Linked DNA regions of Mus musculus: region 2 is linked to region 1. The links are chromatin loops, found by intact Hi-C in ENCODE. Cell type or tissue: heart. All regions are shown on one strand. Each heading gives the region's core, and the rest is flanking DNA. Links, peaks and the distances in the headings are about the cores only.

What was found. Peaks named below come from ENCODE experiments on the same cell type or tissue, not always from the same donor. Only the 100,000 strongest peaks of a DNase experiment are listed, where the experiment ranks them.
Region 2: a loop joins it to region 1, with 2.0 times the contacts of the local background. A loop is called at or near these places in 2 of 42 quality-filtered maps.

Annotation. Positions count from the first base shown.
Region 1 is chr3:87,793,324-87,798,692 of GRCm38, reverse strand. Ntrk1 (neurotrophic tyrosine kinase, receptor, type 1) reads left to right here and starts at 3,531. Exons shown (of 17, transcript NM_001033124.1): 1 at 3,531-3,760. The coding sequence starts at 3,549. It overlaps Insrr (insulin receptor-related receptor), which reads right to left and starts at 1,742. Exons shown (of 22, transcript NM_011832.2): 1 at 1,185-1,742. The coding sequence starts at 1,269. In heart, for the core only: a CTCF peak has its summit at 2,942 (motif pointing left); no DNase peak of the experiment used is centred there; H3K4me3 peaks cover 2,302 bases; H3K27me3 peaks cover 5,000 bases.
Region 2 is chr3:87,933,271-87,938,639 of GRCm38, reverse strand. Isg20l2 (interferon stimulated exonuclease gene 20-like 2) reads right to left here. Exons shown (of 4, transcript NM_177663.4): 3 at 1-66. Among named protein-coding and RNA genes, the nearest start is that of Isg20l2, 5.6 kb to the right of the region's middle. In heart, for the core only: a CTCF peak has its summit at 2,731 (motif pointing left); a DNase peak (open chromatin) is centred at 2,689.

The DNA.
Region 1 (5,369 bases), core at 324-5,323:
AAGCTCCAGGGAGAGCTTCGCTGGGAAACAACAGCTGGGCTCCTTGACCAAACACTAACTCCCAGGGCATGCTTGCTTTATTTTGACAACTGTGCTCCTGCCTAGCATCTGCTGTGCAGTGTCCTGGCACAGAAGGAACAGGGGTAGGGCGTTCAGGTAGATCACCATGCATTGCAAATCTTCTGGCCTCTTTCATGAGACACCTTACCCCAGTCCATCTGTATTATCCTTACAGGAAAGGGAGCCCTGGCTTGGTCCTGGAAGCCCCCACTTAGAAGAATGTTTTAAGACCCTTCCCGTTCCCAGAGTGTTGAGTTCCCAAACTCTGTATGGAGGACAAAGGCAGATTAAATGATGGCGTTATACACTTACTGTTTCCTCTTCTGTTGCTTCTTCTTTGTCCCACATAGCCCCTGGCAACCCATGAGGGGCTATTTGGTCTGCATTAGTCCCACTCCCACTCCCTAGGTGCCTTTGGTGAGAAGTGTGAATCTGAGGTATATCACTGAGTTACGGAGGAGAGGCAGTCCTCTCTCAGACAGCCCTCCTGCCCACAGTGGGACCCCAGGGTCCCCACCAACACAGATGAAAGCCTGGGGTGCCAGAGCTCAGGACTTGCCCTGGGTCTGCCTCTCCTGTCTCTGAGCCTACAATCCACACAGTAAGTCAAATTGCTTAATGGTGCCTGGTTTTCAGCTTCGATCCCAGCCTGCCTCTTATCAGTCAGTGGCCCTAGAAGCAACCTCCAATTCTCAGTCTCATTTTGGTTTAAACTCAGACTTTACTGGGATCGCGGTTTCACTAACAGCCGTGAGTTGAAGAACATCTGTTCGTTCCATTTCTAACTCCTTAACCTCTTAGGGGAGCTGAGAGAGAAAACTCTTCATATAACAGTTCTAGCTGGCAAAAAGTCCTTCTGAGAGCTGATCCTCGTCTTCCCGTCCCAATAAAGACTAACTAGGAATCAGTTGTGCTGCACACCTTCAACCCCAGCTCTTGAGAGGTGGAGGCAGGTGGATCTCTATGTTCAAGGCCGGCTTGGTCTACAGATAGAGTTTTAGGACAGCCAGGGTAACACAGAGAAACCCTGTCTGGAGACACCAAAACCAACCAACCAAAGACTAAGTTAAGTATAGGTGTTCTGGAGGGAGATGGGGGTTAGACGGACGTTGCTGGGGACTCACCCTCTAGTGTGTCCAGGCCAGATCCCAAGGACAGCAGGCTCATAAGCAAGTGTACTCCCCAGGGCCACAGAGCAGGCACTGCCATGACCTCAGCCCTGGTTGTCTTCCAGGTATCCTCCAGGGAGAAAGGAGGATGCAGACCCAGGTTCCAGTGTGAAGTGGCAGGGGTGGGGACGACGACGACACACAAAGGCAAAGGGATTAGAGATCTCAAATAGAGACCGCGGGAGATAGAAAAGAATTTCGGAACAGAGGAAACAAAGCCTGTGACAAGCAGCTAGAGACAGCCTCAGTGTGGTCCAGAGACAGATACTGGGACAGAGATGCAGATAGGAGTGGAGGAGCCTCAGAGAGGCATCCAGAGGGAGGATGATTCAGAACACAAAGATCCAGACAGTCCAGGCAGTCCTGAGGGGAGGCAGAGTGGAAGCCCCCGGTGAGCCCCGGGAGTGCCCCAAGGGGCGGCAGCGGGGTCCCGAGACACCCGCAGCACTCCACCCCGAGACACTCCGCGGACCTCCTGGACATGCAGACTTCCACTCTCGGTCGACCGGCCGCGGCTGGTGGGGCAGAAAGGCAGGGACCTCGCCCAGCTCCCGCCCTTTCCAGAAACGGATTGGTTTACGCCGCCGCCCGCCGACTTCTCTGTTCTCTCCGCCCCTCCCACCAAGTCAAGGGAAAATATTTAGCCTGTCAACTGAGGGAGGTGGGGGACAGATGTGTTGGGGAAATAAGGTTGGGGGCCAAGAACTGAGCTCTGGAACCCCTCTCTCTGTCTCAGTTTCCCTCTCTCCCCCATCCCCACCCCCCCAACCCGCTCGCTGCAGATCTGGAGGGAGCGGCTGGGCTCCCTGGCTTGATTTGCAGGGGAGTTCTGGAGTCCAACAGGTGTTTTGACATCTGCGGGGTAACTTCCCGCAGCCTGGACAGGTCGGACTCCACTGGTGAAACCTGAAGACCTCACCACTTCGACCTCACCACTTCGCCTCTCACAGCCCTTCCCAGCCTCCCGAGGCTACTTTGAACATACTTCCTTGGCGCGGGGTATGTCCCCGTCAAATCCCTTGGTTTTGGCTCAAATCCCTAGGAGACGAGTCGTTCTTCTCTCTGTGAGATTCCTCCTTCATTTGGTTACTTTTTTTTTTTTTGGTTTTTCGAGACAGGGTTCCTTTGTGTAGCCCTGGCTGTCCTGGAAGTAGACCAGGCTGGCCTCGAACTCAGAAATCTGCCTGCCTCTGCCTCCCATGTGCTGGGATTAAAGGCGTGTGCCACCACTGCCTGGCTCCATTTGGTTACTTTTAAGAACTCAGGATGCTTAGTGGGTCTCTATATATGTACTTATTCGGGGCCACTTGGAGGACAATTCATGATGGGATGATCTCTTAAACGCGACACTTATACGTGCAGTCAAGAAGGCCATTGCGCAAGACTTGCCATTTAGTGGCCTGGATGCTGGGCCTGAGACTTCCCAGGTTCACAAATACCGTGAGCCGATGGTTCCCAGCTCCCACGTCCGAAGAACTAAGAGATCTATTAATTTCTCCGCACAGAAATCGATGCTCTTGTCAGGACGGCGATCGATGCCAAGCTTGGTCTGCCTGGCCATGGCTCGGCTCTGGGGCCCCAGATGGATGGTTAGGATTGGGAACTGACCCTAAGACCAGAGGCACAGCTTAGAAAGGCTCAGAACTGCTCTTCTCCGCCCTCGAAGCCCCAGGCCGAGCGCAAACGCCGGGCGCGAGGGCTTCTAGCGCCACCCTGTGGTCTTTTGAGGACCGAGAGGTCTCCACTTTCCAATCTTCCTCCAATTGTGTTCTAAGGACTCTTCTCTCCCACTATTTTTCTCCCCAGGTTCTGCATCCAGCCATGCTGAGGCCCTCTCCCTTTCCTTACTAGGGTCTGGAGAGCGTTCACCTAACTTATTCCAAGTGACATGCACACCCTCTTAAGTAAAGTGCACCGTGAGGCTGGCTGGGATGACCTGGACTTCAACCCTTCCCTTGCTCAATTTCTCCACTTCCCCGCAAATCTGAAAATGCAGCTGTTTTACTGTGAGAAATAAGGTATCAGCTTCCTAGCTCCCCCAGCCTCAGAAGACACTTGTGAGGCAATCTATGGCAGCCCCCCGCCCCAGGTCTCCTGCAGCCGCGAGGGACATTAGGAAGGCGAGCTGGCATTAGGGCCTCAAAAGGGGAGGGGGCACTGGGGGCATTGGCAGGCGGGGCGGGGCGGGGCCGTGGGTGCCGCCCTCTCCTGGTGGCTAGTCTTTAACACCGCCCCGCGCACGTGTCGCGCGAGGCCGGGCGGCGGCAGCTAGGAGCGCACGGACGGCTGCGCGGCCCGAGCAAGGCGGGCGCCGCCGCGATGCTGCGAGGCCAGCGGCTCGGGCAGCTGGGCTGGCATCGCCCGGCCGCGGGGCTAGGCAGTCTGATGACTTCGTTGATGCTGGCCTGTGCCTCCGCCGCATCCTGTCGCGAGGTCTGCTGTCCCGTGGGCCCCTCGGGGCTGCGCTGCACCAGGGCAGGGTCCCTGGATACCCTCCGCGGCCTGCGGGGCGCCGGGAACCTGACGGAGCTGTGAGTGTGTGTCGTTCGGGGGAGGGGTGCGGGGTCAGGAGGGCACAGCCCTTCCCCGAGGGCGCGCACTCATTCACCTCTGGCTTGAGGGGTCAGGCTTGGCTGCTGTAGGAGACTGGCACGTGTAGCCTTTGGCTGTGCTGCGGCGGCTTCTCCCGCTGCCACCACCCTGGCAGAGCCGCGCAGTCACTGTCTGGATGTCGCTCAGGATTAAGGGTAGCTAACTGTGGTGCTGGTTTGGGGTAGAGCAAGACCGAAACTAGGTGGATTAGGCATTGGTCCAGCGATCTAGGATAAGAACCTTTTTGTGGGGTTCAATCAAGAGCCCAAGTTCCTAAGCCCATGGAGGAGTGGTTAGCTGTGCAGAATTTGGCAGTGTGGCACCTTTGCTATCTTCTTTTACTTAGGGGGAAGCCAGCCCCCAACCTCTTCCTTGTCATGCAGGGAATCCAGCTCTTCTCTGGATTTGTGATTGAGCTGGAGTTGGTGGGAGATGGTGAGGAACCAGCTTGGTGTCTGAGCTCTTTTTTCCTTTCCACTGACCACAAGTCTCCTTGATTTGGATGCGGGAAGCAGGGAACGAAACCCCTTTGCTTCTCTCTCTGCTCACCCATCTCTCCTTTCACCTTTGTCTCCCTTCTTGTATCAGGGAGTCAGGGCTGTTGCTGAGTGATTTTCCCATTTTCCAGGTCCAGAGCTGGGAGGAACCTTCAGCTCTGCAGTACTTAGACAATGTGCAATAATCGGTTACAAAATACTCAAGTACTTTGTAGCAGCTAGTGAGACCTTTGAGAGTATAATTGACCTGAAGGAACTCCGCATCACACAGTGATGGCTGGAAAATACTTGAGTATTCTGCACGCTGGTGGAGCTAGCAGCCTGCAGTGATTGGCACCGAGTTACTCGGGCATCTTGTGGTAATTAACGGAGGTACTCAATCTCTTTCTAATGGCCCTAGGGAGACCAAGAAGAGAGGAGATGGCCTTGTCTTGGTCTGGGTCTAGGCTCCTGCAGGATGGGATGGGGTTTGAAGTCTAGATGGTTACTCCCCGGCCTGTCCATTCAAACCAGAGTCCAGCCTCCTGATTGTTTCCATCAATGTTCTCGTTCTTCAGAGCCTTTCAAGACTCCAAGGGAGTCCAGCCCAGGGACAGGGGTAGTGGGCAAGCCTAGATTATTGAGGAAGAGGCTGGCAGGGTGGTGAGCTGAAATGTTCACCCCCCTGGGTGGGGCCTGATCCTCCCAACTCCTCCTGCACAATCCTCTCCCTCCTCCCTCACCCGCATAGCTAACAGGGAGCTAATGGACTCAAATAGACAGATTGATTATGAATCTGAACAAATGAGGCGGCATGAAGCACACACACTGCCTGACAGCTCACACATACCCGGCTACATAGATCTTCTTAGCAACTCCCTGGGTCTCTATAGCTTGAAACCCTTGGGGGCAGAACAGGGATCTGGACTCCCTCAACGTGGCTAGCAACAATTCCTTAGAACTCCAGGGGGAGGACAGACACATAGCCATCCTATGGGGAACAAGGCTGGGATCAGGGAAGCACAGGGTCCCTTGGACTGACTGGTTCCCTTACTCCTTTTTTTTTTTTTTT
Region 2 (5,369 bases), core at 116-5,115, 140 kb before region 1:
TAGGGCTTTGTAGTCATTGTGAATGGCATGCCCTATCACTACCTTCCCTGAGAGTATCTTCAAGATCTAGAATGGGCACATAAGGAGGTAATGAGAAGCCATACTCAAAGGTGGAGCTCCTTAGATTGTGAAGGCCCAATATGGCCATCACCAACATACCACCCCATCACCTCCACCCTCACCCCATTCTTGAAATGCCCCCTTCCACAACTGTTCCTCCTTCAGAACTCCAGCTCTCCCTTCCCTAGAGAACTGCTATGCAATCCTGTTTGGATCTACATCACCAGAGGTCCCTTACATGTTTAGTAACTTCCATCCCAACAATGGTTATCAGCATTCTCCCATCCCCGAAGAACCTGAGGCCTTGTATATGCCAAGTAAATGCTCTACCACTGACCATTATCCCTAGCTGCTTCCTTCAGTCTCCAATGGGACATAAAGATGCTGATCATGGGGCTGAAGTTAAAGTGTGTACTCTACAAGAGGACTAGAGTTCAGTTCCTGGCACTTATGTAGAGTAACTCAAAACTGCCTGTGACCACAGTTTGAGAGGACCTGACATCCTCGTTGGGTCTCCGAAGGCACTGCACACACATGTAAAACCACATATACACACAACTAAAGATAAATCCTTTAAAAAAAATTAATCACTATGCAAGGTTATATAATCCTACAATTCCAGCACAAAGACAGCTGAGGCAGGCAGACTGAAAGTTACAGAATGAATGGGCTGAGCTACAAGAGACTTCTCGAAAAAAACAGGGTTGGCGGGGCTGTAGAGATGGCTCAGCAATTAAGAGCACTGTCTGCTATTCCAGAGGTGATGAGTTCAATCGCCAGCAACCACACAGTGGCTCACAACCATCTGTAATGGGATCTCATGCCCTCTTCCGGCAAATAAATCTTAAAAAAACAAATTAAAAAAAAAAAGGTGGTGGGGGGTTTAAATCTGGGAATGTGGCTCAGAGTGCTTGCCTAGCATGTGTAAAACCCTGGGTTCCAGCACCACAATAACTGTGCACATTGGCACAGGCCTGTAATCCCTATACTTGGGAGGTCACAGTAGGAAGAACTGAAGTTAAAAGTCATTTTTGGCTCCACAGAAGGTCTGAGACTAGACTGAGATACATGAGGCTAGCCTGGGATATATGAGCACCTGCTCCAAGGTGGTAGGCCAGTAAGATGGACCCCGAAAATAAAGAGTCTTTTTTTTTTTTTTTTTTGGTTTTTCAAGACAGGGTTTCTCTGTGTAGCCCTGACTGTCCTGGAACTCACTTTATAGACCAGGCTGGCCTCGAACTAGAAATCCACCTGCCTCTGCCTCCCAAGTGCTGGGATTAAAGGCGTGCGCCACACTGCCTGGCGAAGATAAAAATTCTTGTCACCACGTTTGATGATCTGCGATGATCCCTGAGACCCACATGAGAGAACCAGCCACCACAAGTCACCCTCTAACCTCTGCACTCATGTCATGACACACTCCATCTTCACAAAATGAGAGAGAAAAAAAGCTAAGAAAGCAAACAAACAATAGCCATTGAAAGAGTAAAGCTGGGGCTGGAGAGATGGCTCAGTGGTTCAGAGCACTGACTGCTCTTCCAGAGGTTCTGAGTTCAATTCCCAGCAACCACATGGTGGCTCACAACCATCTGTAATGAGATCTGATGCCCTCTTCTGGTGTGTCTGAAGACGGCTACGGCGTACTCATATAAATAAAAAAAAAAAAGCTGGGCGTGGTGGCACACGCCTTTAATCCCAGCACTCGGCAGGGGCAGGCGGATTTCTGAGTTTAAGGCCAGCCTGGTCTACAAAGTGAGTTCCAGGACAGCCAGGGCTACACAGAGAAATCCTGTCTTGGAAAAAAAAAAAAAGAGTAAAGCTGTAGATGGGGTTTTCTGGATACTTTTCTTGAAACCAACTAAAGTCTCAGCATTTAAAATCTTACAGGTTCTGCAGGCCATACTCAAAACGGTACTGTGAAAGCAGCAGCAGTCCTGCAGTTTTCAGGGGACCCACTTAGTAAGGCATCTGGGCTCATCTCAGATTCATAACCCCAGCTTAATCAAGGTGAAATTCTTGGTGATGAACACCACACAGTGTGTCTTTGCCCGGGTAGGTTCAACCAACAAGCATCTGCTCTGTGCTCTGCTCAGTCTCCCCCAGCACGCGCTTCATCTTGTCTGGCCCTTAGCTGCCCTCACTGAAGCTGGGCCCTCTCCTACACGTCTACGCAACTGTGCCCTGGCATCTCTTTCCTTTTGTTTTTGAGAAACCCCACTGTGTAGTCCTGGCTCGCTTCAAGTTTAAAGCTCCACCTGCCCCTGCCTCCTCAGTGCTGGGATTAAAGGTGTGCACCAACATGCCTGGTACTTCCTGCCTTTTTAAAAACCCCTAGCTACTTCATCTCTTATAAACTTCCTTCAGTGGACTGTCTGGCATTAAAAGAATCATTGGAGGAGCTGGGGATGTGGCTCAGCTGGCATAGCGCTTGCCTGTCATGATACGGCCTTGGGTTGTATCTGTGCAAACCATGTGTGGTGGCACATGCCTATAATCATAGCACTCAGGAGATAGGTACAAGAGAATCAGAGGACCAAAATAATCCTTAGCTACAAATTCAAAGCCAGCTTGAGCCAGCCTAGGCTACATGAAGCCCTGTCCAAGAAAAAGAATTCCTGAAGTGTGTCTAGAGAAAGCAAATTCCCCAATTGCAAAGCAGAGCAATGGTGCCCTCTGGTGGCCACCCAGCACCAGCAGGTTCTCTACCTTTGGAACTGGTTTTGGGGAGGGAATGTAGGAGTTTAGAGAGGTGGATTAGAGAAGAAGAACTAGAATGCTGCATACAGGGCTCAATGGGCTATTCTGGGGGAATTCTGAAAGAGGATAACGCCAAGAGAAATGCAACAATGAAGGCCTGGCTCATCAGAGCCCAGAGAACTTGAATGAGGCTGAATTAAAAAATAATGGACTGTTTGGCAGAAGATACTTCTACACGGGGTACTGTTCAAGGCTATGTAAAGGCGACTGCTCCCTGTTCTTATCCACATCTACAGTGAGAGAGCAAGTAGGATAGTAAACTAGTGGGGGGGGGGGGAGAACAGTTTGCTGGGGAAAAGACCATATACCATACACTCAAAGTTACAGGCTATGAAAAGTGATGCCGCCACTGGGACAAGGGGTAAAGTGCATAAAGGGCAAGACTCTGCCCACAGGGGAGGAAAAATCACTTCATTTAAATGGAGAAAGCCGAATCAGCACTTAGGAAAGTTCTTAATTAATATTTAATCAGAGTGCCGGGTGTGGTGGCACACACCTTTAATCCTAGCACTTGGAGGCAGAGGCAGGCGAATTTCTGAGTTCAAGGCCAGCCTGGTCTACAGAGTGAGTTCCAGGACAGCCAGGGCTACACAGAGAAACTCTAAAAGTCTCAAAAAAAAAATTTATTCAAAGCAAACAGATGTCCCCACAACTTTAGTTTTAGGGGCCCAGACTACATTTTGAACTGGAAGCAAAACTTTTCTGCAACACGTGGCACTGATTTTTAGGGCATTAAAAAAATGCAAAAAATAAGGGGGTAATGGGGGCTTGCATGAAGGCCATTTAAGGGGAGGTCATGTGTGACAGACAGGAGTGGTGCCCTTTCAAGGAGGCTCCTGCACAAAGCTGTAAAGGTGAAACCTAAGTTACAATGGAGGATCTGGGGCTTTGGAAATGCCAGGACCACAGTGTACTTGTCAAGTACACTACAGGCACAAAGTGAAGCTAGCCCAACAGAGGGGCTCTGTGTGCTACAGGCAGGAGAGCTGCAAGGGCCAGCCTACAGCCTATAGCCTGGCAGTCCAGATAATGTGATGACCAGTGCAGAGTGCTGGACATGGAACTGGAGGCTCTGGTGTTTGCCCCGTTGTCTTTTCCAGCTATGCCATGCATTTCCTCCAAATGCCACAAGGCTTACGGTCCTGGATGCTCTAAGCAAGCCTGGAGGGAGGAGCAAGGCAGCGAGCAATTCCATGGCCTCGTCTTCAGTTCCTGCCTCCAGGTTTCTGCCTTGAATCCTGCTCTGATTTCTTCTTGGACTACAATTGTAAGCTAAAATAAACCCTTCCCTCCCCAAGTTGCTTTTAGTCAAAGTGTTTTTATCACAGCAATAGAACCTCTAAGAGAAGCCAGACAGTGGTGGTGCACACCTTTAATCTCAGCACCTGGGAGGCAGAGGCAGGCGGATTTCTGAGTTCAAGGCCAGCCTGGTCTACAGAGTGAGCCAGGACTATACAAAGAAGCCCTGTCTCAATAAAACCGAAAAGGAAAAAAAAAAGAGAGAGAGAAAGAAACTGGTTCTAGGTTGTCGGGTATTGCTGATGTAACACTAACCATGTGTTTTGGGGAGGATTGAAAAAGGACTTTGGAAGTTGGCACTGGAAAACCACCTAGTGTTCAAAGCTTAACGAGCTGTTGTGCAAACTTAGAGGAAGAATAATGCTGAGAGCAGTGCAGAGGATGAAGGCCTGGCTTGTAAAGTTTCAGAGAGAAGGTTGAAAGTTCCTTAAAGATTCTATTAAGGGCAGGCATAGCAGCGCATACCTTCCTTCTCAGCATTTGAGAAGCAGGGGCAAGACTGTCTCCGAGTTCATGGCCAGCCTACGAGATCGTGAGTCTCTGAACAGGACGCTTAAGCTGTGTAATGTTGGACTTTCTTTTCCTTTGACTGTGACTGTATCTATCCTGGCTCTTTTCTCTTGAAATAAAATACTTAACCTGTTTTTGATTTTCCAAGAACCCATAGTTATAAGACCTTAAAGAAATCAGGAATTCTAAAGACTTTAGATATTTAAGACTTTAAACTTTTTAAGTGTTTGAACTTTTAAAGACTATGGGACTTTTATTAAAGTTTGGAGTAAGTTTTATATTGTAATATTGATATTACTATGACATCTTGGGGACAACAAGAAAGGAAAGGTTGATTTAACAATGATATGTTTGTTAAGGTGACCAGGGTCAACTACTTAGTCATCTTGAGACATTTACCTGAGAAGAGAGAACCTTATTTGAGAAAATGTCTCCACTTGTCTGTAGACAAGTCTGTGCTGCCTTCTCTTTATGGTGACTGAAGCAAGTGCTGCCATCCCCAGACAGGTATTTCAAGAAAGCAGGCCGAACAAGCCAGGAGGGAGCAAACCAGCAGCAGCATTCCTTCATGGCTTCAGCCATGGAGTTCCGGCCTTGAGTGCCCACTCTAACTTCCCTCATGCTGGACTATTACTGAAATAAACCCTTCCTTCCCTCTTAAGGCTGCTTTTGGTCGTGGTGTTTTATCATAGCAATAGAAACCCTGACTAAGGGCTGGTGAGATGGCTCAGTGGGTAAGAGCA